4 separate regions of the Homo sapiens genome follow, and all the other regions are linked to region 3. A link is a loop called in an ENCODE intact Hi-C map of the cell type or tissue named here. Cell type or tissue: PC-9. All regions are shown on one strand. Each heading gives the region's core, and the rest is flanking DNA. Links, peaks and the distances in the headings are about the cores only. Region 1 has its middle 13 kb from the start of AKR1B10. Region 2 overlaps AKR1B10 (aldo-keto reductase family 1 member B10). Region 3 has its middle 40 kb from the start of BPGM. Region 4 holds the start of AKR1B15 (aldo-keto reductase family 1 member B15).

Evidence for each region. Hi-C counts contacts between places; a loop is a spot of excess contacts. Peaks named below come from ENCODE experiments on the same cell type or tissue, not always from the same donor. Only the 100,000 strongest peaks of a DNase experiment are listed, where the experiment ranks them.
Region 1: a loop joins it to region 3, with 11 times the contacts of the local background. A loop is called at or near these places in 94 of 110 quality-filtered maps.
Region 2: a loop joins it to region 3, with 4 times the contacts of the local background. A loop is called at or near these places in 44 of 110 quality-filtered maps.
Region 4: a loop joins it to region 3, with 10 times the contacts of the local background. A loop is called at or near these places in 41 of 110 quality-filtered maps.

The regions. Positions count from the first base shown.
Region 1 is chr7:134,511,019-134,518,566 of GRCh38, forward strand. No RefSeq gene overlaps it. Among named protein-coding and RNA genes, the nearest start is that of AKR1B10, 13 kb to the right of the region's middle. In PC-9, for the core only: CTCF peaks have their summits at 2,353 (motif pointing left), 2,554, 3,750 and 3,951; DNase peaks (open chromatin) are centred at 1,413, 2,343, 3,743 and 5,013; H3K4me3 peaks cover 1,534 bases; H3K27ac peaks cover 4,537 bases.
Region 2 is chr7:134,528,480-134,536,027 of GRCh38, forward strand. It overlaps AKR1B10 (aldo-keto reductase family 1 member B10), which reads left to right. Exons shown (of 10, transcript NM_020299.5): 2 at 2,164-2,331; 3 at 3,429-3,545; 4 at 4,525-4,602. Among named protein-coding and RNA genes, the nearest start is that of AKR1B10, 4.7 kb to the left of the region's middle. In PC-9, for the core only: no CTCF peak of the experiment used is centred there; DNase peaks (open chromatin) are centred at 3,882 and 5,052; H3K4me3 peaks cover 4,371 bases; H3K27ac peaks cover 5,000 bases.
Region 3 is chr7:134,603,575-134,611,122 of GRCh38, forward strand. No RefSeq gene overlaps it. Among named protein-coding and RNA genes, the nearest start is that of BPGM, 40 kb to the right of the region's middle. In PC-9, for the core only: CTCF peaks have their summits at 2,941 (motif pointing left) and 3,141; a DNase peak (open chromatin) is centred at 2,617; H3K27ac peaks cover 1,981 bases.
Region 4 is chr7:134,544,295-134,551,842 of GRCh38, forward strand. AKR1B15 (aldo-keto reductase family 1 member B15) reads left to right here and starts at 4,816. Exons shown (of 12, transcript NM_001080538.3): 1 at 4,816-4,955. It overlaps LOC105375520 (a long non-coding RNA gene), which reads right to left. Exons shown (of 3, transcript XR_928005.3): 3 at 3,063-7,548. RefSeq lists an enhancer at 4,827-4,886. In PC-9, for the core only: CTCF peaks have their summits at 3,242 (motif pointing left) and 3,459; DNase peaks (open chromatin) are centred at 3,457, 4,767 and 5,267; H3K4me3 peaks cover 1,885 bases; H3K27ac peaks cover 3,285 bases.

The DNA.
Region 1 (7,548 bases), core at 1,298-6,297, 92 kb before region 3:
TGAGACTACTACTCAAAATGTCTTATTCTGCAGAAAGACAAATATCCTTCAAATATTTGTCCCTCAAATATCCCTCAAATATTCTGCAGAAAGACAACTATCCCTCAGGGGCTTTGAGCACCAAGGAAGAGCCTGGCTTCTCAGCCTTGGAACATGAGAGCACAGCTTCTTTGCTGACCTTGGTGTGTGTTTATCACAGGTGACACATAAAGCTTTCTTTCAGACCCAGGACATAGGCACACAGCTTCTCGGTTAGCCTCCCAAGTTTCTGAAGCCCTGATTGTGGGTGTGGGGACTTTGTGCAAGCCAGGGTTATGTTCTTGGAGGGGGTAGTGTTGAAGCCCTGTTTTTCAGACCCTGGACATCTGCACGTAACTGCTCCACTGGCCTAGGGGCATGTCAGGTGCTTGGTGGGTTGAGGACCTGTTCTCCTTGGGGGAGAACACATAGTTATTTGGCTGGCACAAGAGCAGGTTCATCCTGGGTGAGACTGCTAGGTTATTCTTCCAGCTGTATTGGAGATAGCATGGGTTTGTTTCACTGTTGTGCAGGACAAGAGTCATAGCCAATCCTGGGACCAGCCTCTGTACAGTTGGGTACCATGTGGGTTTGGTGGAATGAAGATAGAGCCCCAGTGCTAGAGAGGCACAATGACTATGGCCCCAGAGCAGGGCACACTCCGGCAGTAGGTCTGTTCTCAGGATGGCTCCATGGCTCAGTGGCGTAAGGCGGAGTGCACACCTTATGCACCTCACCTGGAGTGACACAGCTGAGTGAATTCTCAGCAGCTTTCCAAACTGGACTCAGCGCTTACCAGGATGTGGGATTCTCCCATAGTAAGGACTGGAGGTGTTTGCAGTGGCAAGGGGTGACAGGGGGTTCTTCTGTTTACCTTTTTCCCCTAAGAAGTAGTCCTCTTATCTCTGGGCCAGTCCGATCCAGGTGGGTGAGATGGGGCTGCGGAGGCCATGTGCCTCCATCCTGTCCTCCTGAGCCTCCAACCACCTCAGAAGCATCTCCACTCCCCTGCTTCACTCCATCGCTCTCCTTTTGGCACTCCAGTCAAATTTCAGCTGTATATTTATTGCCTTGGTCCTTTCTTGTAGGGAAGATAAGGGTCAGGCATCTCTAGTCAGCCATCTTGCTAATGTCACTCTTCTATTTAATCAAAGTTGTATGTGAAACAGGAGCCTTCAGAAATAAAACCTCCAAAACCTAGGGAAAACTGTTTTTATGCTTAGGTTTGATGAAGAATGAACAGCTGTGTAGAAATGTGATTGCACAAAAGGATGGGCTCTAATGGCAATATACTAAGAGCGGGTGGGAAGCCCAGCAAAGCCAGTCTGTTCAGATTCTTCTTGGCCACTCTGTTGAGCATTCCTTCCTCCTGGCCATATGGCAGGACCCCTATGGATTGAGAGTCTTATGGCCTACTATCAGATAAGGCAGGTAAGCTCCTACACAGAAAGGTGGGAGAAAGGTTAGAGTAATATTTTTAGGTTTTATGACTCACCTTGGGGAGAGGAAATTCTGGTTTCTATGATTCACTTCAGGGGAGAATGAGGGGCAAGAGACAGGAGGGTAGGAGAAGATCTTGCTTCTGAGCCTGCTTTCAGGGCCTTCCAATTTCCTTTTTTTCAAAGTGCTAAACTTGAGATACAGTTTTCTGAGCCCCAACAATCTTTTTTCGGTGTATCACCCCAATGTTCCCTTGCTCAGCTGTCATGTGAAGACAAATATAGCCAGGTGGTTAAAAAAAAAAACACACTATGAGGTCCCTAATCACCTGAAGAAGAAATCTCAGGTCTGCCCACCTAAGGCCACACGAAGTGCTTCCCTCTTGTGAAGGCTGAAATCAGCAGGAATCTTCCCCTGTGGGGAGTGAGGTTGGCACAGGGAACAGGGTAAGTTTCTAGGCAGCATGTGTAGGTAGGGAAGGGGTGCTGACATCGCGGCCTCTCAAACATCAACATGAACAGGTATCACATGGGAATCTTGTGAAAATGTAGAGTCTGACTCAGAGGGTCTGGGGTGGGATCCGAAATTCTGCTTTTCTGTCAAGCTCCTAGGTGATGCCAATGCTGCCAGTCCTCTAAACATACTTTGAGAAGCCAAAGAGGGACATGGAATGGGAAATGATGAGGATTCAAAGACAAAGTTTTCCTTCATTGGGAAATTGCCTTGGTCCACCTCTGGACCTGGGCTTGAGTTCCAGATTGTGTTCTAAATGGACTTTAATTTTTTATGCCTATGTAGACTTGGTTAAACCTTGTTGCCTTTCTCTAGAAAGCATTTTCTCAGGGCAAGTTTTGTGACTTTCCTGGAAAGCCCAGGACATAGGTATGTGCTACCCTCTGCTGGTTAAAGTCTGACATGTACACAATCTGCCGCGGCCCCAGGCTTGATTTTGGATGGGGTTTCCCGATCACACCTGAAATTGTCAAGGCAGTTCCAGGCCAGGAAAGGGATTAGATTGACTCCTTCAATCTTCTAGGTTTGCTCTGTAACAAACCTTTATTTTGGTTTTTGTAGTTGTTGTTTTGTTTTTTTGTTTTGACATGGAGTATCGCTCTGTTGCCCAGGCTGGAGGGCAGTGGCGAGATCTTCGCTCACTGCAACCTCTGCCTCCCCAGTTCAAGCAATTTTCCCTGCCTCAGCTTCCTGAGTAGCTGGGATTACAGGCACCCGCCACGACACCCAGCTAATTTTTGTATTTTTAGTAGAGACGGGGTTTCACCATGTTGGCCAGGCTGGTCTCGAACTCCTGACCTCAAGTGATCCGCCTGCCTCGGCCTCCCAGAAGTGCTGGCGTTACAGGAGTGAGCCACCATACCCAGCCTTGTAACAAACCTTTAGATACACACATTTTCTGAGCTTCACCACAGTGGCGAGAACTTGCTTCTATTGCAAGTAATGGGTCTAGGGTGGATGGATCTAACGCAAATATCTAACACATCTTCAAACGATGTGTTAGAACTGTTAGGGCACTTGCAATCATCTAGTATTGGGTGTTTCAGAAATACTTCGAAGGTTTTTTTTGCCAAAGAGAAAATAAATAATATGTAGGCGGAAAAAGCATTTCACATTATTCTAGTATGCCACCCCTTTTCTCTACTGAGAACCACCACAGTATCATTTTTACACATGAAGAAACTGAGGCTCAAAGTGGCTAATGAATAGGTCACATTGATAGCAGAAAAGCTGGCACTAGGACCTAAGTCCTGGCACATGCTGCCTCCCTGGGATTCCCAGGTCATGTCCAATGCTGCCTCACTCTGTGTGAGATGGTGATGACACTCCTTCAAGACCAGGATGGGTGACTCTCCAGAGCTTTACCACCCTCTCCTGCCCAGTAAGTCAGCTTGGCAAAAGTAGCTTCTTTGGTCAGAAGGAGAAGAAAGAGGTGACAGCAGGGAAGACTACACCAATTATTTTTAATAGAAGTTCTGTAGGAGTAGACCCAACCGTGGTTCTTTCCAGCCCTAGTTTGACAAGGATGATGTTGGTAGTGACCCCCAAGAGACCCTAGAACTGGGAATTTAAGCCCCAGGAGTCTTCTTTTAGAGATCACTATGGAAGATAGGGATAAATGAGATGGTGGGTAGTGCCACCCCCATCCCCTTTGTAAATAATAAAACAATATCCTTCCAGTTTCCGTCTTAAAACAGAGAGGGACTCCAGCTGTGATCTGAATACAGCAGGTTTCTTTACGTAACCCAGTTAGTAGAAATTCATCATCAGACCACTAGGGGGAGTGTGGACTGATTATGGGGAAAAGCGCCAAGAAGAAAGCAAAAAACAACGTGGCTACAAGTAGCCACCAGGAAAAGAGGGTGGAGAGTGATAGATAGATAGATAGACAGATAGATGATAGATAGGTAGGTAGATAGATAGATAGATAGATAGATAGATAGATAGATAGATAGATAGATTTGTGGGGAAAAATCTAAGTGGACAATTCTGCTGTCTGTTCTTTACTGCCTGCTGTCCTCTGAAACAATTTTAAATCTTCAACACCTTCCCTTCAAGTTCAGCTGAGGATCACTTTGCATATTTCAAGACGTCAGACGCATCGTGAAAATAGACAAGTGCCACCTAGTTGTCCTACTGTCAATTCCACCACCTCCCTCCATCCTCTGCTGTTGTATACTCAAATGAAGGTTTCTTCCTGTTACAGAAGGAGGCATGACTGTGGTCCTACCCAGGACTTTCTAAGGGATGGGAGAGCAAGAAGAGTTTCGGTGCATCTATTCTCAGATGCTCACGGAGTCTGAGCTGGTGCCTTTTATACCCTGCTGGTCATACAGACATATTCTTGCCATACAATCAGCCCCAGTGCCAGACTTCTCTGTGTGTGTCGGGGCGGGGGGTGGGGGGATGTGTCGTGTCCATGCCAGGTGCAAGTCATGCATCTCATCTGGGAGTTACATTTCTGATTTCAGTTAGACAGTTCAGGTGATTTCAAGGCCTGCCAGAATGAACCCTAACAGCACAATCCACCCTAGACCCATGGTCAGCCTTTTTACGACAAAACAATTACTCTTAGTTTGACAGCAATGTCAAACTCTGCCTCTCTCCTCCACTTTATAAGGACCCATGTGATTACATCGGGCCCACCAGAATAATCCAGGATAATCCCCTCGTCTCAAAGTCAGCAGATTGGCAGGCTTAATTCCATCTGCAACCTTAATTCTCCTTTGCCATGTAACCTAATATATTCACAGGTGCCAGGGATTAGGGCATGAACATCTTTGTGGGGGGCATTATTTTGCCTACCACACCCTGTGTTATTTCTCATAAGAGTATAAACTTGAGGCTATATCTCTGTTATGTCTGGAGTGCACAGGATTCAAAATGTTTGGAGTACACAGTCAAACTCCTTTCCTCTGGGTATATGGCTTTAACAAATATTGCTTCCCAAGGAAAGAGGCTCTACAACAGGGCCCATCTATTCCCCATGGGAAACGCTCTAATGCTTTTCCAAATTTGTCCAATCACCATGAGTCACACTATAAAAAGAATGGTCAGCACTGAGTCATGGTGCTTAAGCCGTGGAAGAACATGTCGGTAGGTTGCTTTCTCTAATTAAACATTTTCATTGACTGGGTGGCTTATAAGTCTTCTGTGAGTATGTAACTTGAAATTCTGCTGTGAGATGCCCTGGTCATTGTGTTGGGGATATCTCAGACTCCATTTGAATTAAGACATCTAATAACCCAGCTGTGCTGGCATGCAGGCTCATTCCCATTTCCAGGTTTGGGCATGTCATCTTAGTAGCTGCTATAATTGTCAGTCCTGTACTGTCATGCCAGGTAACTTGTCATCTTTGTCCCTCATCCTGAAATAGGATGCTTCTAGTTTTTCTATTTATGTTAGGTCTTTTTCTTCAACATGTCTTTCCTTATTAAAAATGAATTCTGCCTGGTCAACGATTTCTAGCCCAGTTTCCAATCTTCCTAAAGCTCTCTTACTTTGGGTGGGCTGATGCTGTTTGAGCCACCAGACACATTGTTGCCATTGAGTACTCATTGCTTTAGTGTAATTTGGAAATAAAGTGGAGATCCAAAAATGTTGAATTCTTCAGGGTAAGGACGTATAAGTAGTAGTGATCCCTAGGTAAATTTTGGTTTGTGTATATTGTAATGCTTCTCAGCAGACAGACTTAAAATGGAGCTTCTTTGAGCCTTGCACTCCTATTGGAGTGTTTTTCTTTTCTTTTCTTTTCTTTTCTTTTCTTTTCTTTTCTTTTCTTTTCTTTTCTTTTCTTTTCTTTTCTTTTCTTCCCCCAAGTTGGAGTCTCGCACTGTTGCCTCGGCTGGAGTGCAATGGCGTGATCTCGGCTCACTGCAACTTTCCGTCTCCCAGCTTCAAGCGATTCTCCCGCCTCAGCCTCCCGTGTAGCTGGGATTACAGGCACCCACCACCAGGCTTGGCTAACTTTGTATTTTTAGTAGAGACGGGGTTTCACTATGTTGGTCAGGCTGGTCTCAGAACCATACATGTCTAATTGCTGGCTTTTCATTCTCAGGAATGCAGGATCACCAAGTTGTATATCATTACTTTCTCTATCAGTGATCCAAGTATTTTAATTGTGCCTTCACCTCTTCATGGATTTTCTTTTTCTACTCACAACGGCTTTTTTAAAGACATAATTTTATAACAGATGGAGCATTCAATGGATAATTTATATCCCAATACCTTTCTTAAACCTTCACTAATCACAATTAATGGTCATGCAGTGTTCATTCAAAAGATTATTGATCAGTGTTCTCTGGATTTGACAGGGGAAATATTCTGCTGCTTTCTAACTTAAGTCCTAAGGCTCATAAGTTTGACCTTGATGCAGCTCACGTCTTGGTTTTTTAAAAGAGGAGGAGTTCTCAGCAGACAGAGTTCTCCCTCCCAAGGGGAATCTGGATCAAAACTTATGAGATAATATTATTCTCTTGCTCCAGCCTCTGCAAGGCACCGAATTGCAGGTAGATATCACAATCATTTGTTGACTTTTTTCTCCCAATGACAATCTTACCTTTCTTTCATTCATCATTAATTTTCATCAAACATTTTCCTACAAATGAGGTCCCTCTTTTCAGCCATTGGACAATTCCTATTGTTGGTAGCAGTATGGGACATGCCAGGGCTTCCCTTTACAGTCATTTGCAATCATTGAGGGTCAGACTAAATAAGTACAGAAACAGAGGACCATCTTGTCCATTAGGCAACAAAATAATTGCAATAGCCCCACTTTAGTGAGGTGTAGAAAAAGAATAATCCTTTTTGGTAATTGACCCAAGAATAATTGTATCAATCCCTAGGGAATTCTTGCAATTAGGTTCTATTTTATAGGTATAGTATCTTGTTTTGGAATATTACCAGCCTATGGGACCCTTTGTTGTATGAATAGCTCTGGTTCAGGGACTAGCAGGTTTGCCATTCAACAAGGAAATTGTGGTGAAGAAAGGAAGAGTTGGCTTCAAGTTTCTGTATTGTCTCCTATTTCCTAATCCGCTACAAAAGTGTAGCAATTTATCTAATGGAAACTCACCTTTAAATATTCTCATGTCAACTTGCAAAACATATCTCTGAAGATAGTAGACCAGCTTTTCAATCCTTTTGAAAGCAGATGCTTTAGTTGTTCATTCGAACTTTCTATAAACCTATTAACTTGATAGTGATAAGAAATATAATAAATTCATTGAATGTGATGCTTCTTGGGCCCTTGTTGTGCTGTGTGGGTAGTGAAATGTTTGCTTTAATTTGATGAAATATAACTAGGTGGGAAACACTGATGTAGAATGCTTTTTTGTTGTTGTTAGTGTTCTTTTTTTAAATTGTAGGTCCTAAGGGAAAAGAGGCTACTTGCTGGTGAATAAAATGTACCCCTCCTGTGGTTTGCCTGATAGCATGTTCCTGTATGCATCATTTCCATTCTATGATGGAACTTCTTTGAGCCTTGTACTCCTGTTGGAGTGCTTTTCTTTTCTTTTCTTCTTTTTTTCCCCCAAGTTGGAGTCTCACACTGTTGCCTCGGCTGGAGTGCAATGGCGT
Region 2 (7,548 bases), core at 1,763-6,762, 74 kb before region 3:
TTGGGAAATCCAGACGGGAGGGTTGCTTGAGCCCAGGAGTTGGAGACCAGCCTGGGCAACATGGCAAGAATCCATTTCTACAAAAAATAAATAAATTTTCTGGGCATGGTGGCACGCACCTGTAGTCCCAGCCACTTGGGAGGCTGAGGTGGAGATTGAGTGTTGAGCCTGAGGGGTCAAGGCTGCAATGAGCAGTGATTGTGCCACTGCACTCCAGTCTGGGCAACAGAGTGAGATCCAAGAAAGCAAGAAAGAGAGAAAGAGAGAGAGAGAAAGAAAGAGAGACAGAGAGAAACAAAATGCAGAGTCTCAGGCTCCAACCCAGGCTACCTAATGGGCATCTGCACTTTAACAAGATCCCTACGTGGTTCCTGTACACATTGAAATCTGCAACATGCTGGGGCTGCAGAGAGCCTGGGCTGGGAGTCGTGAGCACCACCCGGCTGTGTTAACGACAGCTGGCAAAATGTGGTAAGGCACATCCAGGACTCAGTGAGGCAGGTTCCCGAGCCTCTGTTAGGCTAAGTTTCAAGTTGTTCCATCACCACCTCCCTCTGCCTTCTTTGCCATTTCCATCCATGATAGCACTACCCTAACTAGTGATGAGAAGCAGTCTTTGGAGTTCCTCTTCTCTCCTGTCCCTCATGGCTAATGTCCCTGCTGAGACTTCTGCCTCTGGCTCTCTTTCCTTCTGTGCACCCTGATTTTTCTTCTCTTCTGTCCCAAGCTAGAGGTTAGGACCCTCTGCTGCAGCACTGGGTCATCCTCAGGATACATTCTTGGTGTATCTGGAGGAACAGATCACTTCCAGCTTGATTCATGCAGAGCGTCTCTTGCTTGAATAGCAAGATTTGCCCAAAATCAGACCTTCAATCCTGTATAAACAGAATAAATAATCACTTCCAGATCTCCAGGGAATCTACTCACCCTGGGTGAGTTTACCAGACAGTTTCATAATTTTGGAATTGAATGAAAGAATTATGAAGGGAGCTGTCTTCAACACGTGGGGATGATAGACTAAAGGATTATGAACTTAGCAGTGGAGGTGAAGAAGGGTGTAGCGTAGCGGTTGGGGGCACAGGGCTGCTTCTGGGTGCCTGGCAGCAGCTCGTTTCTTGTCCAGGTGGTAGGGTAGCTGTGCATCTCTGTTTTGTGTACTGTTCAATGTTTGTTATCTCACAATTGAAGAGGTTTAAAAGACCATTTTGTGAGAGATCAAGTTTTAAGTGCTTTTTTGCCCCCATCATTGGCTTGGCTAGGTTAGAACAAAATGTGATAATTCTATTTCCCTTCTTTTCTTTTTTTCTTTCTTTTCTTTTCTTTCCTTCCCTTCTTTCTCTCCCTCTCTGTCATTCCCCTCCCTCTCTCTTTCTTTTTACAGGAGTGGAAAACAAACTCTATTCCTATAAGGTTTTCTATTTCTCTTTTTTTTCTGAAACGATCATTGTATAATGATGGCCTCTACTGAACCTTACTGTGTGTCAGGTAATGTGCAAAAAGCTTAATATTCATTGCAGCATCTCATCACCACAAAGGCCTCATGAGGCTGGTGCTATTTTTTTTTCCATTTTGCATACAAGGTTTACAGAGATTGAATCACCTGCTTAGACCCACACACCCAGTAAGTGATCGAATCCAGATTGATGGTGTAATGACCATTATCCAGATCCTTATCACCATTTGGGGAAATTGTCTGAAAATCCCTTGGGGTTATTTAGAGTCAAGCTTTCATCTGGGTCTTCAGAAAGTTGTAGTGGAGCGGTCTGCACCCCCACACACCTGAAGACATTTCAGGACTAACCTGGATGAAAAGGGAACTGACTTTTAGCTAGGATAGGACATAAGGACATAATCATAAAATAATTCACTTTCCTTCTTTTCTTTTGAAAAGTTTTGTAAAGTGTGTATCCTCCCAGAGATCCCCTGGCAAAGGAGACCCCAGTGAGGCCTTGGTTTGGAGAAACTGGGCCTTGTGGGGCAGCCTGTTGAAGGTGGCCTGGGGATAAGAGAATATGATGGTTGCTGAGAGTGGTGTAATTCCAGCTACTCGGGAGGTGGGAGGGTTGCTTGAACCTGGGAGTGTGAGGCCAGCCTGGGCAACACGGCAGGGCCCCATCTCTTAAAAAAAACACATATGTGATGAGCTTTTCTTTTGCCTTTCAGTCTCCTCTTGGCAAAGTGAAAGAAGCAGTGAAGGTGGCCATTGATGCAGGATATCGGCACATTGACTGTGCCTATGTCTATCAGAATGAACATGAAGTGGGGGAAGCCATCCAAGAGAAGATCCAAGAGAAGGCTGTGAAGCGGGAGGACCTGTTCATCGTCAGCAAGGTGCAATGGTGCATTTGGTGGGAGGCCTTCACTTCAAGGCAGGCAGAAGTATCTGGGTCGGGTTGGCAGCAAGAACTCTGTCAGCCTTTTCTACATGTACCCCTTTTCATCTCTGCCTTGATAACATCCGTGAATACAACACTATCCATACTCCAAGCCATTATTGATATTTGAACATGTCGTGGCTGCCCCACCTGCCTGTAGGTTGGTTTTCCCATAGTGGGCTTGGTTCCATGGAACCCTGCACTGCCCTGGGCCTCCCTGTTCCCCATCAGAGGGATCTACCATCTGCCCAGAGGCAATCAGAGGCCAAGGGTGCAGGCGGGTCTTGATCTGAAGCCTCCCTTTCAGCACTGTGATCTCAGTGACTGTGCCCCTGAGACTCTCAGCCAGGGGGAATTTTAGAAAATGGTAGGGGCATTTTTCTATTGTCACATATGAATTTCTTTATTCATTCTAGTAAAAGGTGAGGGATACAATGTTATAAAAAAGAAGAAGATGTTGGGTGTGAGAGGGCTGAGAATCACTGGATCTATATTATACATAACTTGCTGAAAAAAAATAACACTAGTTCTAGGTACTTGGAAAATGCATACATCTGGTAGGACAAATAGACCTCACTGTGTAGCAGCCAAGTCTGGATAAAGCCTTTGTAAAATTATCACTTGGGGCCTTATAGGCTTGATAAGGGACCTATCAGATAGGTCAGATAAAGGACCATCTGCTCCCAAAGGCCTAAGAATGCTTGACATTTAAAAGCTACACACAATTCCTGCTCTCAGAGAGCCTACAGCTGAGGAAGAGACTGAGACAGGTAAACAAATTTCAAATCTGTGGCCACATTTACTTCAATGATCTGAGACACGTATAGAGTACTAGGACAGTTGAAAAAGTCAATTGCTTTTAACACTTAAGACATGTCATTGAGGTGCTGAGCCCTGGTGATGTTCCACACTGTGTCGTGGATCTTAATCAGCTTTGTTACAAATGGCTTGTGGTGGGTTAGATGAGGATGCAAATCAAAAAGCAGGGACAATGAGTACAATGTGGCCCTTCCTTTTCCCAGTATTAATAGCTCATTGCTACACTCTTTGCAGTTGTGGCCCACTTTCTTTGAGAGACCCCTTGTGAGGAAAGCCTTTGAGAAGACCCTCAAGGACCTGAAGCTGAGCTATCTGGACGTCTATCTTATTCACTGGCCACAGGGATTCAAGGTTTAAGACACTCTCTTTCTCAGCCTCTAGTTTCTGAGCAGGTGCCAGAAAATAGTAGCTGCACCAGGGCTGTGGGGTGGTGTGGACTGGGGCAGGAGGCCTTGCATTTCATAATTGGGAATGGCAGGTGGTCAGGAAGAGACCTTGGAGAAGAAACACACTGGCCTGGAAGGGAGGTTGAGGCCATGTGTGCTGCTGAGGTGGCCACATGCCTGGGTTTTCTTGCAGTTATGTCTGAGAGAAGACATGATTTCTGGCAGCCCAGACAAGTTGCAACTGCCATATCACCTTTGTCTTGATTCCACGCCCCAGGGTTGCCCTCCCAGGAAATCTCTTGGGTTACTCTTGCATAACTATATTCCAGGGCATAATTATCTTATTAAGCAAAGTACACCTGGGAGTGGCATCTTGGAGAAAAGCCCAAGTATGGTGATGCTGGAAGGAAGCCAGTAGTGATCCAGGCACCCATTGCCTGGGGCTCTGCTCTTACCTGCTCCTGAGGGGTGGGAGAGACAAATTTCCAGCTCTCTCCCCTCCTGACCAACTGGAGTGATGATGGCCTGCCACCCCTAATTCCACGCCTCTTCTAGAGGCTGCAAGGATAGAAGTTGGCCAATATCTTCTCCAGAAAACCACAGCTTGGATATCTAATCCTTATCCAGTAATATTGAAATGAAAGTTTGCCCTTGGTTGTATATGGGATCTAGGTGTATGAGGTTAATGTCCATGGTGATAATGAACTTCTGGAATGTACTAGCAGCAAATCTTAAAGTCAAGCCAGTCGTTTCTAAAATATTAGTATGCTACAGTAGATACAGAGATTTTAATTAAACTCACATTCCTAAAGTATGTACTCCAGAACTTGAAAAAGTGGTATGCAGATGTGGTATTTAGCAAGAGTCAGGATCCTGAAACCTTGTTGAACAGAACCAAGTGTCCTGATGCAGATTCCAGTAAACTTTTCATTCTGTGTTCACAGTCTGGGGATGACCTTTTCCCCAAAGATGATAAAGGTAATGCCATCGGTGGAAAAGCAACGTTCTTGGATGCCTGGGAGGTAGGTTCCCAGCTTCCTCTAAGTGTGCTGGGAGAGAAATCTTCAGTTATCCATGAGATTCGCATGGATATGAATGAGGCCATGTGCCTGATGCTTTCTAATTTCATCATTGTGATTTTCTAGCTCTTCTAATATCTTCCTCATCACCTTTGGCTTTTGGGTACATCTGATACTATTTATATTTCAAGGCTAATAGTCTTCAAATAAGACTGGAAATACAATGTACCCCACTTTGGGGAATACACATGCTGTTCTCAAACCAGGGCGAGGCATTTGGAACAGGAGGTTTGGGCCTGGGTGTGCTCATAGCAGCTGAGTAACCTAGGGTCAGTTTTGTAACTCATGTAGGGCTCAGTTTTCTCTTCTTAAAAAGAAGTTGTATAATACATACTACCAATATATATCTTCCAGTGTGTGATAAAGATTAAGATGGTTTACATGCCAGGAACATTAGTCATAAAGCCCATTTAACCCTAGGAGACAGGGTTAACATCCCCATTTATAAATAATGACATTTGAAACCTAGATTGTTTGATGACTTGCCCAGGTCTTGTCACAATGTGTGTGGCAGAGCTGGGATTAGACCCAGACTCATCTGAATCACAAGTCCAACCACCAAAGCCATCAGCATGGTGCTTGGCAGGCAGTGAAGACACATCCAGAAATCAGGGAGCCTGAGTGCTCTGCTTCTCAGATCTAACCATGACCTGTTTCACGTCATTCACATTCAAAATGAATGAAGGGATGAACATTTTCTCTGGTCATTTTTTATTATTTATACCCTTTTGCAAATGCTAGTAGAGAATGAAGTGGAGGAATAAGTTATAAATGAACAGTGGCTTATGACTCCAAGAGTTAATCGTGTTATTTTGGTAGCTGTCTGTGTAGGTGTGCATGTAGTTGCGAGTTTGTATTGTGTTTTACAAGCAAAAATATATTATGTTTCAACTTTCTGAAATGCTTATAATTGACATGATTCAATGAAATGTAGCTTTTTCTGTGTATTGTTTGTTCAAAAGCATTAATCCACAAGCACAGCTTTTTGTTGTTTTTATTGTCTTAGACACTCTCACTCTGTCACCCAGGCTGGAGTGCAGTGGCACAATCTTGGCTCACTGCAACGTCCCTCTACCAAGTAAAAGCCATTCTCCTGCCTCAGCCTCCTGAGTCGCTGGGACTAGAGGTGCATGCCACCACGCCTGGCTAATTTTTGTATTTTTAGTAGAGATGGGGTTTCACCATGTTGGCCAGTCTGGTCTCGAAGTCCTGACCTCAAGGGATCCACCTGTCTTGGCCTCCCAAAGTGCTCAGATTACAGGTGTGAGCCACCACACCTGGCTATTTGCATTACATATGATAAGATTTTTTTATCTTAACTCTTATGATGCCATGAAGTATGGCAAGTATGTCAATGTAGCCTGCTTCTCGCAGTGCTGTTTTTTGAATGAATACAAGAACGACTGCTAAATAAAACATTTGAAAGGCATGAAAAGATAGCAGTGATCAAGATCAGAGGCTCTGATTTGAAATGAGCAGGCTTGAATATGTAAGCGTTGGATGTTTATGTAGACCCACAACCAGTTCAGTAGAAACCTCACTGACCACATTGAAGCAGAGAGGAGGAAAAATGTATAAAGAAGTCAAGTTCTAATACAGGAAAACTAACCTGACCTATGTGCACAAAAACTTTTAAATTATCTAATTGCCCCATCTGAAATTTTGGGAAACCTAATGATTTCACAGCTTCTAAATTCTACTGCCCAATTTGGATAACATCATATATCCTAGTGGTTCTCAACGTGGCTATGCATTAGAATCACCTGAGGAGTTTAAAAATCCCAACGTCTAGGCTACAACTCAGAGAAAATCTGTAAGAAACTCTGGGGGGTGAAATCCAGGCACTGGTAATTTTTTTTTTTAATTTAGAGAGAGTCTCTCTCTGTTGCCCAGGCTGGAGTACAATGGCATCATCATAGTTTAGTGCAGCCTCGGACTCCTGGGCTGAAGCAATCCTCCCAAGTAGCTGGAATCAAAGGCACATGCCGCCACATCCAGCTAATTAAAAAAATTTCTTTTTGTAGAGACAGGGTCTTGCTATGTTGCCCAGGATGGTCTCCAACACCTGGCCTCAAGCAATCCTCCTGTCTCAGCCTCTGGTAATATATATCAGAAACATATATATTATTAGTAGGTATTATAAGACTTTTTTTAAGAAGAGAAAGCTAAGGCCTACAAGAGTTAAAAAACTTACCCTAGGTTACTCAAACCTAGGCCCAAAACCCCTGTTCCAATCCTCCTGTCACCTCCCAAAGTGCTGAGATTACAGTCATGAGCCACTGCATCCAGCCAGTATTTTTTAAAGCTCCCTGGTGATTCCAAATTGCAGCCAAAGTTGAGAAGGGCTGGATAAAGTGTTCCCTGAACATGTCGTGCTTATCCCTGCCTCTGAGCTTTGCTCCTGCCTTCCTGTGTCATATGCTCATGTTTTTTCCCTCTTTTCTGTCTTTTTTTTTTTTTTTTTTTTTTTCTTTTGAGGCCCAGCTTATACTCTACCTGAAGGACTCCCCTGACAACTGCGGGCTGTATGTATCTCTTCTTTCTCTGCCCTTTCTGACTCTGTCTATGCCGCTGTGATGTTATCTGAGGCAGCCTCAGTGTCATGATTGATGGCTCCATAGAAGGGAACTCTAGCACTTTAATTGGACTATAAGAATCCCAGAAAAAGGGAGCACATTGTATACATTTACATCCTGACAACTTCTGGGCAGGATCTGGAACATGTAATAGATGGCTACTAAATACATATTGCACTGGAGGCTGCTGCTAACATGTATGGTATCTTTGGGCAAGTTTGGAAAATGCCCAATATAGGCTAAAAATTATACAAAGATTCCCTTCCTTGCGTGTCCATGCAGTTTCTGTACCAGGAAGCATGGCTGGATATGC
Region 3 (7,548 bases), core at 896-5,895:
GTCTTGGGTCCCAGGCCACCTGGATCTCAGGCTGGCATCATCTTAACAATGGCTGGGTTGTTGACTAGTCACCTTGAAGTCATCTCTGGAATTCTGTAGCGGGGTCTCCAGACTTGGTCTGCCTAAAAATTAGCCCCATAATAATTATGTGCCTTTAGACACTAGCATGCAGTTAGATAAATGTGAAGGGACTATATTCGGTGAGAAAGAGGGACGTGGAGTCCATTTTAAGGCTAAGGAAAAAGGCTTCTGCAGTTTGCTTCAAGGTTATATGTTGAAATCCAAGAGAAAGGAAAAAAAACGTTTAAAATGCATTTTGAAGTTAAGTTGCCTAGTTACAGAATCATAGACTCGAGGCTGGTGGGGCCCAGAGGCACTGGAGGTCTTCTAGATCTTCAATATTACACACAGTCTGGCTAATGTTTAAACACCTCTAGGGATCAGGAATTCACTTCCCAACGAATATTTAGGAGAAAATCTTGTGTTTAGCAAGTCTTTCTTAACGTGCAGCTAAAATGCCATCTTCCTTTATCCTCCATTTGTAGATCTCAATTCTGCATGCAGTGACGGCACGGAACGGGTCTTTTCCTATTCCTAATGAAAGCCCTCCAAATATTTGATATAGGTCTTATATTCCTATGTTACACCCAATTGTTTTTGATGAATACCCCCAATTAATGGATACAGTTCAAATTCCACAAATTAAATTCATTTTTAAATTCAATTTATTAAAAATTGATTTATTAGTTTACTAATATTGATACATCAATTAAATTACATAACCTCAATTAATACAGTTCCAAATGGATGTGTGTTTAATACCCTTGGCTTTAAGAGAGAGAGAGAAGGCCGGGCACGGTGGCTCACGCCTGTAATCCAAGCACTTTGGGTGGCTGGGGCGGGTGGATCACGAGGTCAGGAGTTCAAGACCAGCCTCGCCAAGATGGTGAAACTCCGTGTCTACTAAAAATACAAAAATTAGCTGGGCGCAGTGGCAGGCACCTGTAATCCCAGCTACTCAGGAGGCTGAGGCAGGAGAATTGCTTGAACCAGGCGGCAGAGGTTGCAGTGAGCTGAGATCGCACCACTGCACTCCAGCCTGGGCGACAGAGCTAGACTCCGTCTTAAAAAAAAAAAATAACAAGAGAAAGACAGGAGGCTCCAGCTGAATCTTTTAGGCTGTCAGTACCTTAGTAGGGTCATTTTGAGACCAAGGTCCAGTCTACAGTTTTTGACATTTAAAAAATTATTTCTAAAAATGTATTTTTGTTAGTCCACTCAGGAATAATATCGGGGATGATCCATAATAATCTAGTCATTAAAAAACTGATAAATATAGTAGAATCTTACATAACTATTCAGAGAGATATATCCATCAAGCCGACTGAAACATATGTGCACCTGCCTGCTGGTCATATATGATCTTTTCAGTAGCCAGAAAACCTTTGAAAATGATTTGCATATCAGAAGAGTGATTATAATAAATAACTTAAGCCTGAGGCACTTACCATCTTGATTGATCCTAAGGACAGAGCACACTGCCATATGCCTGCAGCCCAGTGGGTAGATCCTCTTTTGATAGTTGTGGAGGGAGATTCTCATAAATTCTGGATGAATGATTCTTCCCTTTCAATATTCATTATCAGACATACAAGTCTTCCATCATCTCTGTATTTGGCAGTATGTGTAGTGGCTATGAGGCTTGTCTCTAGAGTAAGTATTTATCAAATGAAGGACTGAATACACAAACCACATGCCACCGGGATAGGATAAAGTCAGTTGAAGTTTAATGATGGGAGCATATTTTGCTGGAGTATAGTTTGAAAGCATTGCCTTTCCAGATAAAATTTGTAAAAGACGTCACCTCAGGCTCCTTCCTATGGTTTAGAAAACACTCCAGTTAGTAATGTTTGTAACATCTTTTGGGGGAGTAAGTTGATTCAGAGATGAGATACAGGATATCCATTTTTATTACTTTCTATTGAAGAGGGTGGAATTTCTATCTTCTCCATCCGACTGGGTACACCTACCCGGAAAGACTCTGTAGCTCCTATGCTCTTTCTACAGTAGAGAAGGGCTTCAGAGAGGACAGGATGGATGACCTCAGCCCCCCAGATAAAGGAGGATGTGAGCTCAACTGCTGCAGTTGGGGAAGCTGAAATGTGGTAAGGGATTTCAGGGAGTGGGGAAGGCTTAGAATACTTCCATGAGGAATCCCCTAAGAAGTTCATGAAGAATGAAAGTTGAACATTGAAGTCACCACTGAGGTTACATATCACATATTTAGAATTAAGTCACTGTGCAGACTTTTGTAATTTTCTGCCAAGCACCTGGCTGCCCAGAGAAAGAGAGATAAGAAGGTTGATTTTTTTTTTGTCTTTTTTCTTGTTTCCTTTTTGTGGAGAACAGGGTCTCGCTATATTGCCCAGGCAGGTCTCGAACTCCTGGGCTTAAGCTATCCTCCCGCCTCTTGTCTCCCTGAGAGCTGGGATTACAGGCGTGAGCCACCATGCCTGGCCAAGAAGTTTGATTTTATCTAGTGCTGGGAATTGCCTAAGTACAAAGGATTCCAGGAGGCCTAGTGACATTAACTGATCTTTAAATAGAAAATCGTTAAGGGTTGTTTAGCAGGAAATGTTTCAAAGCAGGGGAAAGGCTACCCATGTAGACAGATAGGAGATGATTATAGACAATTAACCTGAGAGTAACCTGTCATCTCCCCAATGGCTGAGGTCTCACCATTTCTCTGGTTTACACTTGCATGGGGCTTAAGATCTTCTTGGCCCCAGCTGACTGACCTCCCTGTATTATTTGCTATTGTTTGTTTAATTCCACTATTGTCTTACCCCTTCAAACTTCAGGCTTTCATTATAAATATTAATAATCTGACTTGGTGCCCAAGCTGGGGGACAGTCTAGTTGGGGCTCTGCTGCCACCTAGTGGTCTTTAGTCGCTTCGCATGTCTATGGTGTCTAGGCTACGAAGGGGGCAAGTGAAACCAAGAGACGGCTTGAATAGAAGCATTCAAGGGGTCTGGAGTTCACGACGAGGGTAAACAGAAAAAATTATGAGGTACCAGGAAGACAGAAGAATAATAGTTTGTAGTCTAGAAGAATTTCAGAGTTTGAGATCTTGATGATGGAGGAGTACTAGGGAGGATAATACCAAAGAAGTGGCTATGGTTGGGTGTGGCTGAAAAAGACTGAAGAAGATTAAAGTTGAAGGTCAAGGAGTTCAGGGTCAGTTTGTTGCAAGGGCCATTTACATTCTCCACTTAGAGGTGAGTGTCCCTGTGTTAGGGTCCACGTTTCGGTAATACGTATTTTTTATCTTCCACACTTCCCAATACAGTGTCAGCAAAATGTTGGTGGAATTGACTTGAGTGTTGAAGAAAAAAATCACTCACGATGATTGTAGGGGATGGAGTGATGATTATAACTTTGGACTTGCTGATCTATACTTTTAGATGAGAATGGCTTCAAATAGGCGGCTTTCTCAAGCCAGGCAGCTATTTTCACTCTTTCAGTGACTGCCCCAACGTATCTCCACTGGACAAATCTCCTCATTCCTGGTATTTTACAGTTTGTTGTGATTCCTTCTAAGGCAGGAGAATATCCTGGATGTTGCTGTGTGCTCATTGTCTGAAATGAGCACACCACATGTAGCAGTGCCCTTCTTACCTTTCCTGCCATTGATTCTCCATGTGAACTTTCTGTAAGCAAGATGTTCATCCAGGAGTTCTCCAAAGCCTACCTTCTTTTCACTCCTTTCTGAGTTTGTAAAAAATTTTGGGAGTCAGTTACTCTACTTTCCCATACTACTTCAGGAAATTTGGAATTCCTGCACATCTGTTTCCTGGGTAAGTTGGCTCTTGATTGCACTGTTTTCAGTCAGCTGGGTCTTTGGCCAACCCAGAGTATTCCTTTGTTAATTCCCACAAGCTAGAGGATTTCTAGAGATTTTTTTTCATTCCTTATTCTGTGGACTCTTTATTTCTTCTCACCCTAAATCATCTGCTTGCCTCACCCCTGCCCCACTCTGATTTAACTCCCATGTGGCTCATTAGCTCCAAGCCAGTTTGCAGCGACTCCCAGGCTCTCAGCTGCCTGAAGGATTGGCTGCCATAATGGACACTTTGATGACTATTCTGGTTGTCTCTTGATTCTTAGGACATCTTTGTAGGCCAGCCTATCTATAAGATGACTTCCTTCTTTGTCAGCTATAATAATGGATATTGATTTTTTCCTAATTTTTCATTATAGGAATTTTGAACATATAGAAAGTTAGAGGGAATAGTGTATTGAATGTAGTGTACATATCACTCAGCTTTAGTATCATTTACGGACAATATTATTTCATCTGTACTTTTTTACTTCCCTGATTATTTTGAAACAAATCCTAAACATCATATCCTTTTATCTGTCAATGACAGTGCATAGCTTTAAAAAATAAGAACACTTATTGTGTCTCACCTAAAAATTAGCAAAATTTAGCAAACAAATTTCCAAAGTCATTCAGACTAGAATAATAGTGGTTGAGAGTAGCTCTTCTTGTTTAGAAAAATTTTAGTTTCAGCCTGAGCAAAAACCAAAAAATCACAATTAAGCTTTACCACTGCTAAGCCATTAAATTCTTGTTGATAGGGCAATTCAGGATATTCAGCTTCTATTTTTGACAAAAAAATCATAGAACTGCAGATGTTTACACCACAAAAGTGAATAAGGTCCATTTTGGACATGACCTGTTCAATAACATATGATAGAATCAAACATGTTATGCAAAGTACCTACTGATGAATGATTACAGGTTTTAACATCTTACTTTTTCACAAGCTTTTAAATGAGTCCATGTAACCCTTTGTCTGCTTCACACAAATTTTTACCACCGTGTAGCACATCTTAGCAGATTCTACTTCAGATTATACTGAATTAGAAATTTTACCAACTTCTTTGAAAATATTATTCTCACTTGTAGTTATTCCATACAGACTATTCATAGAACCTAATTCTTTAGTTACTTCAAACTTAGCATTGATACCTCAAGTAAAAAACAACAGCTGAGCAGTATCAGTAGCATCTGTCTATTCATCAAGAGACAAGGAAAGATACTCAGAACAATTAACTTTGTTTTTAACTATTGATGTTGCTCCCAATGTCCTCAACTTTTCAATCAACTTTTGTTACCAAAAGACTCACAGTCTTGAACAAGTTTATTTTCTGCGGACACATTTCTTCAGCTAATAAAAACACAGTTTAATTAGCTTACCATTGATAAATGGGTTTCCTTGCTTGCTAACAAATGAACCACTTGGAAACTAAGTTTGGTTGCAGCCTCATTTACATTTGTAATTCTTGTGAAGAAATTCCACTATAATAAGATATTCTATTTTAAATTTCCTAATTGTTCTGCCTGTTGCTTTCCTGTGAATTGGACATATTGTGATGAGTGCTTAGTCTGGCAATGTTGACATATATTCTGTTGTTTTAGCATAGTTATAGTGTCAGTGCATACTAAACACATGCTTTCCGATCTAATTCAATTAAAAAAAAGCCAGATGCCACAGTAACTTAAAAGTGCAACATTTGAAGTTGACTTTTCTTGTTTTGACATGAAAGATATGCACTGATAAAATAAAATAAAAGTAAAACAAGTATGCTTGGCACTTGAAACACTGTCAAGTCAACTCACTAAGCAGCAGTAAGAAGTGATGAAGATTTCACAAATGGTCCCTGTTGCAACTCTTCAACTTTGCTGTTGAAACTCAAATGCAGCCATAGACAATATGGAAATGAAAAGTGTGCTATGCTATAGTAAAACTTCATTTATAATATTCAGCTTTAATTTAAAATAATTTTCATATCATAAAATATTATTGTTCTTTAGATTTTTTTTTCAATTATTAAAAAACGTAAAAACTGGCCGGGCGCGGTGGCTAACGCCTATAATCCCAGAACTTTGTGAGGTCAAGGTGGGCGGATCACTTGGGGTCAGGAGTTCGAGACAAGCCTGGCCAACATAGTGAAATTCTATCTCTACTAAAAATACAAAAATTAGGCCAGGAACAGTGGCTCACGCCTGTAATCCCAGCACTTTGGGAGGCGGAGGTGGGCTGATCACGAGGTCAGGAGATCAAGACCATCCTGGCTAACACGGTGAAACCACGTCTCTACTACTAGCCAGGCGTGGTGACATTGCACCTGTAGTCCCAGCTACTCAGGAGGCTGAGGCAGGAGAATCGCTTGAACCCAGGAGGCGGAGGTTGCAGTGAGCCGAGATCACACCACTGCACCCCAGCCTGGGCGGTAGAGCGAGACTCAGTCTCAAAAAAAAAAAAAAAATTAGCTGGGCATGGTGGTGCATACCTGTAATCCCACCTACTCAGGATTCCACTGCTGAGGCAGGAGAATCGCTTGAACTCAGGAGGCAGAGGTTGCAGTGAACTAGGATGGCACCACTGCACTCCAGCTTGGGTGACAGAGTGAGACTCCTTTTCCAAAAAAAAAAAAGTAAAAACCATACCAAAGGCTGGATGTGATACATGGGCCATAGTTTGGCAATCCCTGGTCTAGATCAAGGCACCTCTAAAAATTTCACAGATGTGTCATGCCCTTGAATATTTGTAGGGCTTATCTTCTATCACCTGAGGTGCAGATGCCTTACTTAGGCATTGAGAACTCTAGTCACTTTTTGCTACCAGGTCTGCTTGGCATGATCTCATCAAAATAGTGGAACAATGACCAGAATGTCCAGGTGATCAAGGTCCATCATCTGTCTAGTTCAAACAAGGACCAAACTGGTAAATTGAATGGGTTTTCATGGGGAGAATCACTCCTGCATCCTTTAAGTGTTTGAGGAAGACACAAATCACTTCAGGATGCAGCAAGTAGCTACTTGAGGAAAGATTGTGAATAGCTACTTTAACTACTTGCTATGGCATTGCTGGCACTTCCTCAAGGGGACATGGCCCTTTAATCAGTGTATTCTAAGTCTTAAAATGGCCTTAGTTCTTAAAACGGGACAAGAGATCATGATTCCCTATCATGTGCTGACCAACCCAAGGTGTTTTTCAGATTATTAATCAAACAATATCTTAATGTATGTAGCTGCTAGGATACCATAGTTTATTAGTCTTAGGCTCCCTAGTTGTTACTCTGGCCTTGTTACCCATTAGGGTAATTGAGTATACCTGTCTTCCTGCAAGGTTGTTGTGGAAATTAACGCAGCAGCTAATTTCAACAATCCTACCTTTCGACAGTTTTATGCTGTCATCTGGCTATTCTAGATCCTATCATTCTTATTGACACCAGGGAGCCCAGTTTCTGAGAGTGTCTCCTACTATCAATCTTGACCTACAGAGGACACACAACATTGAGTTTCTCAAGGTGCTAGTGCCTCCTTTATGAATGCTTTATTCCTTATTGCTTTAGTAAAGAGAGCATCCTCTGGGTCCTCATGGGAAACATAATCATCTAGTGGTTCTTTGGTGTCTCACAATACATCAGTTCTAACATGCCTACCTTTCTGAACTTTTAGATCCCTTCCTCTGCC
Region 4 (7,548 bases), core at 818-5,817, 59 kb before region 3:
CTGTTGCTATATGAACTATTAAATATAAAAAAATTTGGACCCTACTTATTGCATTATTGTGAGATTTAACTGTACATTATATTTAACAATGTACAGATGAGAGAGGCTTCTGTAGAAAATAGTTTTCAGTAAAATTTGAAAGAACCCTGAAGAGTGAAGATTGTTGGAAATAAGTTTTTTTTTTTTGCTTTAATGACCGTGCATGACTATAGAAATGTAAACTCCGAACATATAATTATGCAAAAATAGGCCAGTGGCAGTGGCTTACGCCTGTAATGCCAGCACTTTGGGAGGCTGAGGAGGATGGATCACTTGAGGTCAGGAGTTTGAGACCATCCCGGCCAATATGGTGAAACCTGGTCTCTAATAAAACTATAAAACTTATCTAGGCATGGTGGCACACGCCTCTAATCCCACTCAGGAGGCTGAGGCACGAGAATTGCTTGAACCTGGGAGGCAGAGGTTGCAGCGAGCTGAGATTGCGCCACTGCACTCCTGCCTGGGTGACAGAGTGAGACTCCATCTCAAAACAAAAACAAGCAAAGAAACACACAAAAATAAGAGATAAACAAACTTGGACAAAACCATTTGGCAATTTTCTTATAATCAAAAGAGTTTATTCATATAAATAAGAAAAATCTCAGATGCCACAAAGAAAGTTTTTACATAAAATTGACCATTAAATGACATGAAAAATTGTACAGACTAGTAATAAAAATGCAAATTAAAATAAGCTTTATACACTATCAAACCAGCAAAACTTAGAAATAAAAGAAAATCTATCTAGAAAGATTTGAATATTAAGAGGGTTTTTTTCTATGTTGTTTGGCAACAAGTTTATTTTTGTTATTCTTTTACATAATTTTCAAAATTTCCACAATAGGAAATGAACTTTTACATTCTAGAGAGGCATTAAGGATTTAAAAAATAACAGATTTAGCTCAATTAGTTATTTTATACATCCACTGGGAAAACCAAATGAAAGAGACACTTTTACTTGAAATTATTCTCATTTAACAAGCCTTTCGATTTTAGAAAATACGTATTCTGAATGTACAATGCAGTGGAATTTGATTACATTTAATTTTAAATTCTACCTAATTCATTTGTTTTTCCTCATTTGTTGTCAGCATTTTCCCAGACATTTCATGAAAGTTTTGCACCCTTAAAATCTTACAGTGTTGCCTTCCAGCACTTTTGTTGGTTCAAAAATATCAGCCCCCAGATAAGTTAGGGAGAGTTGGTGAGGACCAAGAGGACCTTGACCGTTACTAAAAAATTACGCAAGAGAGGTACTTGTGCCTCAGGGCTCTTGCCCTTGGTATTCTCACTGCCTGGGATGCTCTGCCCTCAGATATTAGAATAATTCTCTGACTTGTATTTTTAATTTCCTTGCCGATTTATCGTCTTTTCAGAGAGGACTTTCTTCATCACCCTATTTAAAATTAACCTACCTCCTCTGATATTTCTTCTTGCCCTTCTAAGTGTTTTCTTCTTCTCCATAGCATTTGTTTATCAATATGTCATGTATTTTATATATTTGCTGTTTGCTTGCTTACCCTGTTTCTACCCACTAGCATGTAAGCTCTATGAGAGAAGGGATTTTTGAGTTCTGTTAATTATTGTATTCCCCGCCTCAATAATATCTGGTGAATAAATAGATAGATGGAATGGATGGAACAATGGATGGACGAATGGATGGGTGGAGGGACGGAGGCATGGATGGATGGTTGGAAACATGGAAAGAAGGAAGGATGGATAGAAAGACAAATGGAAGGAGGGATGGGTGGAAGGATACATGGATTGGGGATGGATGAATGATGGATGGATGGATGGATGGATGGATGGATGAATGATGGATGGATGGATGGATGGATGGATGTGTGGGATATGATGAGGTTTCTCTTCAGATAACCTGATCAATCTTTTATTCTTTAATTCATAGTAATCCCTCCACCTTTTTTCCTTTTTCTCCTTTTTTCTCTTTTTTCCTTTGTTACATGCCCAGGCATGCCACAGTACCAGGTGGTATCTGTACCTGCTCACATTCCTTTCCTTATTTGGAAAGAGGACTAACTTTTTAGCTCATTACAGACACCCCTTCCCCTTTATTCTCTGCCTTTTTTACGTGCCCACCTTATCTAAAAAAAATCCAATGTTTAGCCAACCAGGATTAGTTTAGATTGTACGACCTGACCCTGGCCAATGGAGAAAGGGTACAGGGGCAGTACTTGTGTCAGGAGTAAAGGCTCTCGTGCCCCTTTTTCAGGTGTGCTCTCATGGCGACTGGACAAGGAGGCACCTCTCTGCGCAGAAGTAAAATTGCTTTGCTAAGAATCCTTTGTTCAAGTGTTCAATTTCCTTAAGATTTTGAGCGTTATTCCTAACAGTTCTGGAGCCCAACTTTGGGGCTCGAATCTTCTCCTTTGGGAAGGGGGCCTTCGGTCACCCCACCCGGAGGGGACGCATCCTACTGTCTAGTTACCGTGCCCCTAGGTTGAGGGAGATCAGGGCCCCCCCCCCGCTTTGTGACAAATAAGTCTGGATCTCAGCAAAGCGGGGAGGAGAAGCTTGCAAGACCGCAACAATAAGAGGACCAGGAAATTCTTGTGCATGGAATAAGGTAGGAGACTTGGCGAAGGTGACAAAGTATTTCCCAGGTGGTTGGGATAAGCTGGAGGCTGACAGTGTATGAATGGGACTTAGTATGGTGGTTATGTGGAGTGAGTGAGTCTTCTCTATGGCCTCATGCTGCCATCTGTCAACTAGAGTCAGGAACAGACAGAGTAGACAAAGAGGAAGGGGGAGGGTAGAAATCCAAACAGGTTGGGTTGGAGCCTTTCCCCAAAGCCTCAGTAAGCCTCCAGGAAGGGGGAGGGTAGAAATCTCACAGGAGGGGTTGGGCCTCCTCCCCATAATCCCTAAGATGGGGAACGTTTCAAGTAAGACAGGAAAACTAAAGAGTCTAGAGAGTGATGAATTTCCTTCTGATAGCCCCTTGGGGCTTATGCTAAAGTATTGAAAAAATAATAAGAGAACCAAGTATAAACAAAAACAGCAGATGATAGAATATTGTTGTTTTATTTAAGTTCGAGAACCCATCCTTAAGCCCTCACTTTTCTGGCCAAAATTTAAGTCTAATGAAGAGCGAATTTGTCAGCTGTTAATCAAATATGTTAACAGTAAGAGCCCTGTGTCCCAGGAAAAATCGATTACGCCCTCTGCTGGCGGCAGGGACCAGTTCTCCTTTACCCTTTAGACTCTGGAGGGAGAAAATCAGAAACCAACCTTTCTAAAAAGGAAAGAGTTCCCATGCCTAGACAACCCATACCTACCAAGACATGGGATCCTCTAAATCACCTTCCTTCCTTCAGCGCCCCCAATCCTGCCCCTTTGGTTCCCCTCTCAGGTCCCTCCGGCTGTGGTTTCAGGTTACTCCCCAGCTGTTTCAGGCCACGCCCCAGCCTGTGCTGTCCCTTCAGCTGAGGTTTCAAGTTACTCCCCAGCCGCTTCAGGCCACAACCCACCAAGTTAAAACTATATTAAATCAAAACGCAAGGAGGGAGATTACCAACTCAAAAATTTTAAAATATGAGGCTATCTTTCTGGGAAAAAGGTGATTTAATATTAAGTACTAATAATTCACTTTATTCAGCAGGCTCTTTAACGGGGGATCCAAACGTAAAACGAGAGAGCACGCGTGTTTAAATCGAATTAATTACCATACGAAAGTTCAACCAGACTTAGGAAAAACTCCCTTCAAGACAGGGTGGCACTTATTCATAGATGGAACCTCCCAGGTGATTAAAAGAAAGAGACATAATAGGTATTCAGTGATTAATGGAAAGACTGTTAAAAAAGTAAAATCAGGAAGGGGGTCTAATAATTGGTCTGTCCAAGGGTGTGAACTGTTTGCACTCAGCCAAGCTTTAGGACATTTACAAAACCAAGAAAATCTATCTATACTGACTCTAAGTATCCCTCTGGGGAGGCACACACATTTGGGAAAATTTGGATGGAGAGGGCTCTTATCAATAGTAGAGGCCAAGATTTAGTTCATAGAGAACTGATGCTCGTGTCCTCAACAATCTCCAATTGCCAGAAGAGATAGCTATTGTACATGTCCCAGGGCACCAAAACGACTCGCCTTTCACAAGTCCAGGAAATAATCTTGCAGATCAAATTGTGATACCCTATCTTGTTTTATCCTGATTGACTCTTTCTTAGCTGAGAGAGTCAATAGCTTGGGAGACTCAATTGAGAGTCAATATCGAGAGAGTCAATAGCTGAGAGAGTCTTAGCTTGGTTTCTTCGCTTGCAGCCCCTTGTCCCCCTCCTTAAGGACATAACTGGTGCAAGCTGACTCCAAGCACATCCAAGAATGCGCTTATTGATAAGATACTGAGGCAAGCTGTACCAGCAGCTCCTGGGAGCACACTTGGTTGGTGGTATCCAAAGCCCCTGCTTTTATCACTTTGGGATACTTTAAGCCCCTGCACCTGGAACTGTTTATTTTCCTGTAACTGTTTCTGTAACCATTTATCTTTTAATTTTTTCCTGTTCTGCTTCTGTAAAAAATTGCTTCAGCTAGACTCCCCCTCCCCTCTTTAGGCCAAGGTATAAAAAGAACTCTAGCCTCTTCTTCCGGACCGAGAGAATTTCAAGCTCTAGCTCTTTCTCAGTCGCCAGCAATAAAGGACTCCTGAATTAGTCTCAGAGTGTGGCATTCTCTCTATGACTTGCTCGGTTACGACATTTGGAAGCCCCAGAGAGATTCGCCACCGGGTGAAGACCTGACTCATTCCGGGCTTCCCCAGACAGACAGCTGGCTTACAGGGCCACCTGAAGACGTTCCAGGGCTCCACAGGCCACTGTCTTCTGGAGGGGAACGGATCGACTGCCGGTGCGCCCAGCCAAATTCAACTCCTGAGTCCTCAGTCTCTAGTCCCGGGAAGGTAAGTCAGATCTGACTCTGTCTCTCTGGGAGGGAAACGGCCCTGACGAAGGTCCTCCCTCAGACTCTGTCCATGCTCCAGGACACTGGAGGACAGAGTCCTGGTTTCTGTCAGGATTCTCTGTTAAGTCTAGTCTCTCTCTCTCTCTATCTCTTCTCCCTCTCTCATTCAGGTCTCCGGGAGATCTCTGTTTTAGAATGGGTATAAAAATTGTAATAAACTCTGAGTGAGTGAGTGAGTGAGTGAATGTGGAGTTCAAGGGCTTGCGCTTGAATTTCCAGTTTGTAGCTCCAGGGTGAAAGCTAGGGAATTCGAGAAGGCCCTCACCTGTGGTTCCGTGGTGACCTCATAAGGCTTAGGGCGGCATCAGGCATAGCTCGATCCAAGCCAGGGGTTTATACCAGCCTGCCAATGCCAAGAGGAGCCTAAGTCCCCGAAAGGGGAGCAGCCAGGAGGGCATCTGACTGATCCCATCACGGGACCCCCTCCCCTTGTCTGTCTATAAAAATTGCCATGCTTGTTTATATACCCCAGTGCCTATTGTCCTGTTTAGTGTCTGTCTAAATTTCATATGTCGGATCGTCGATACTGCCCAAAATGACTGGGCAAGGACTTCTTCAAGGTCCTTAGTACAGATTTTCTATCCCAGGAGGTCAAATTCCTCATTAGTCGGTTGGGCTGGCCATCCCAGTCCTGCCTTTCCTGTCAGAAACAAATTAGGTGTTGTTATGGGGAAGGGTGTGGAAGACATTCACCCGTTTAGGATTTCTGGCACCATAAAGATTGCTGGCGTTTGGATTGCCATACCCCACGCCCCAACGACTGGTCCACCTTCTCCTTAGACCAGTGGTGGATCCAAAATAGCCACCCTGCTGACCTCCTTACTCACCTTTTCTGTCATCCCATAACTTTTCCCATGCCCTTAAATAAGGCACTGTGCAGAGAAACCTACACCCATACTGCTCTACTCTGTCTGGACTCTTATTTTACCTCTTTTGGCTACTCTCCAACCTTTAGGGAAATCCAAGTGGCCCCTTTCCTCCTCATCCCCATCCCTTACCCTGCACATCTCATTTTCCTGTGTTGCAGCAAGTCCAGCGTCTCTAAGACTTGGCTGTGTTCTCCCTCCTTAAACCCGTGAAGGAAAGGACCGAGTTTGAACATTTTGCTTTCGAGTCGTGGAGACACCAAAGTTATTTGGGATATAAGTCAAGAAGGGGGGGTCACCTAAGTCCCACTGGCTGAGGATCCCTTGGACCCACCTCTTATCCTCTCCATAGATCTCGAAGCTTGAGGAGACAGACCTTATGTGGCAAGAAATATTGGCTATAGTTGTTTTCCTACTTCTTCTAGCTATAATACTTCTGTTCTTCTGATACCATAGCCTCCCAGGCCGTGAATATCTTTGTCCATGCTGGGTTTAATATTTTTGTTCAAACCTTGTTAATTGCCTCCAGAATAGTAAACTCTTCTTCCCGGCCCCATAAAGATTGGAGTCCTCTCCAGTGTATGTTGCAGAATTTCTCTCTAGGCTTCTCAGATGATTACGGGGTCCGCCTTAAAAAAGGCAAACTCTGGACACTCTGCGAAGTAGAATGGCCAAAGTTTGGAACTGGGTGGCCCCCAGACGGGTCACTACACTTCACAGCTGTTCAGGCTGTGTGGTGGGTCGTTGTTGGAACTCCCGGTCACCCCGATCAGTTTCCCTACATTGATCAATGGCTAGATTTAGTCCAGAGCTCTCCTTCATGGCTCCACTCGTGATAAAACTCTGTAGCCATTCGTGATCCTACCTCCAAGGTCCTTTTTAGCCAGACCTCACTTTTGCCTCCACCCTCAGCTCCCTCGATTCCTCCTGTACTGCCTCCTTCTGAAGAAGAGGAAAGTTTTCTTCACCCATTTCCACCACCCTATAACCCTCCTCCTCCCCCAGAATCTTCCCTTGTCTCCTCAACTACATCCTCTGTGGCCTCTCTGCCTATATCCTCCCAATTATGGCCTCAGCCGGAGGAGGTGGCCCCGCTCCTCCCACTGACAGAGGCCCAAATCCCTTTGGGCAGTGGGCGTTGTGCTCCATTTTTAGTTTATGTCCCCTTCTCTACTTCTGACCTGTACAACTGGAAGGCTCATAATCCCCCCTTTTCTGAAAAGCCCCAGGTCTTAACCTCACTGATGGAGTCTGTGCTCCAGACTCACCGGCCCACCTGGGATGAGTGTCAGCAACTCCTTTCATCCCTTTTCACCTCTGAAGAGAGGGACCATATCTGAAGAGAAGCCAGAAAGTATTTCCTTACATCAGCCAGCTTTTAGAGATAGCCCAGAGAGTTTTCGACAATCGAGAATTTGAAAAGCAAAAACAGGTAGCTCAGGCAGCTGAAAGGGCTGCAGACAAAGCATCAAAAAGACAGGCAAAAAGCTTAGTGGCTGCCATCCAAGAAGCCAAAAAGGAAGGGCCCCCATCACAGAGCACTGACCAGGGGACCCCGAGTCCCCACCAGGAAGGCCAGAAACGTGAGAGGACTCCCCTATAAAGAAACCAATGTGCTTCTTGCAAGCAGATTGGACACTGGAGAAAGGAATGCCCATTAAAGCC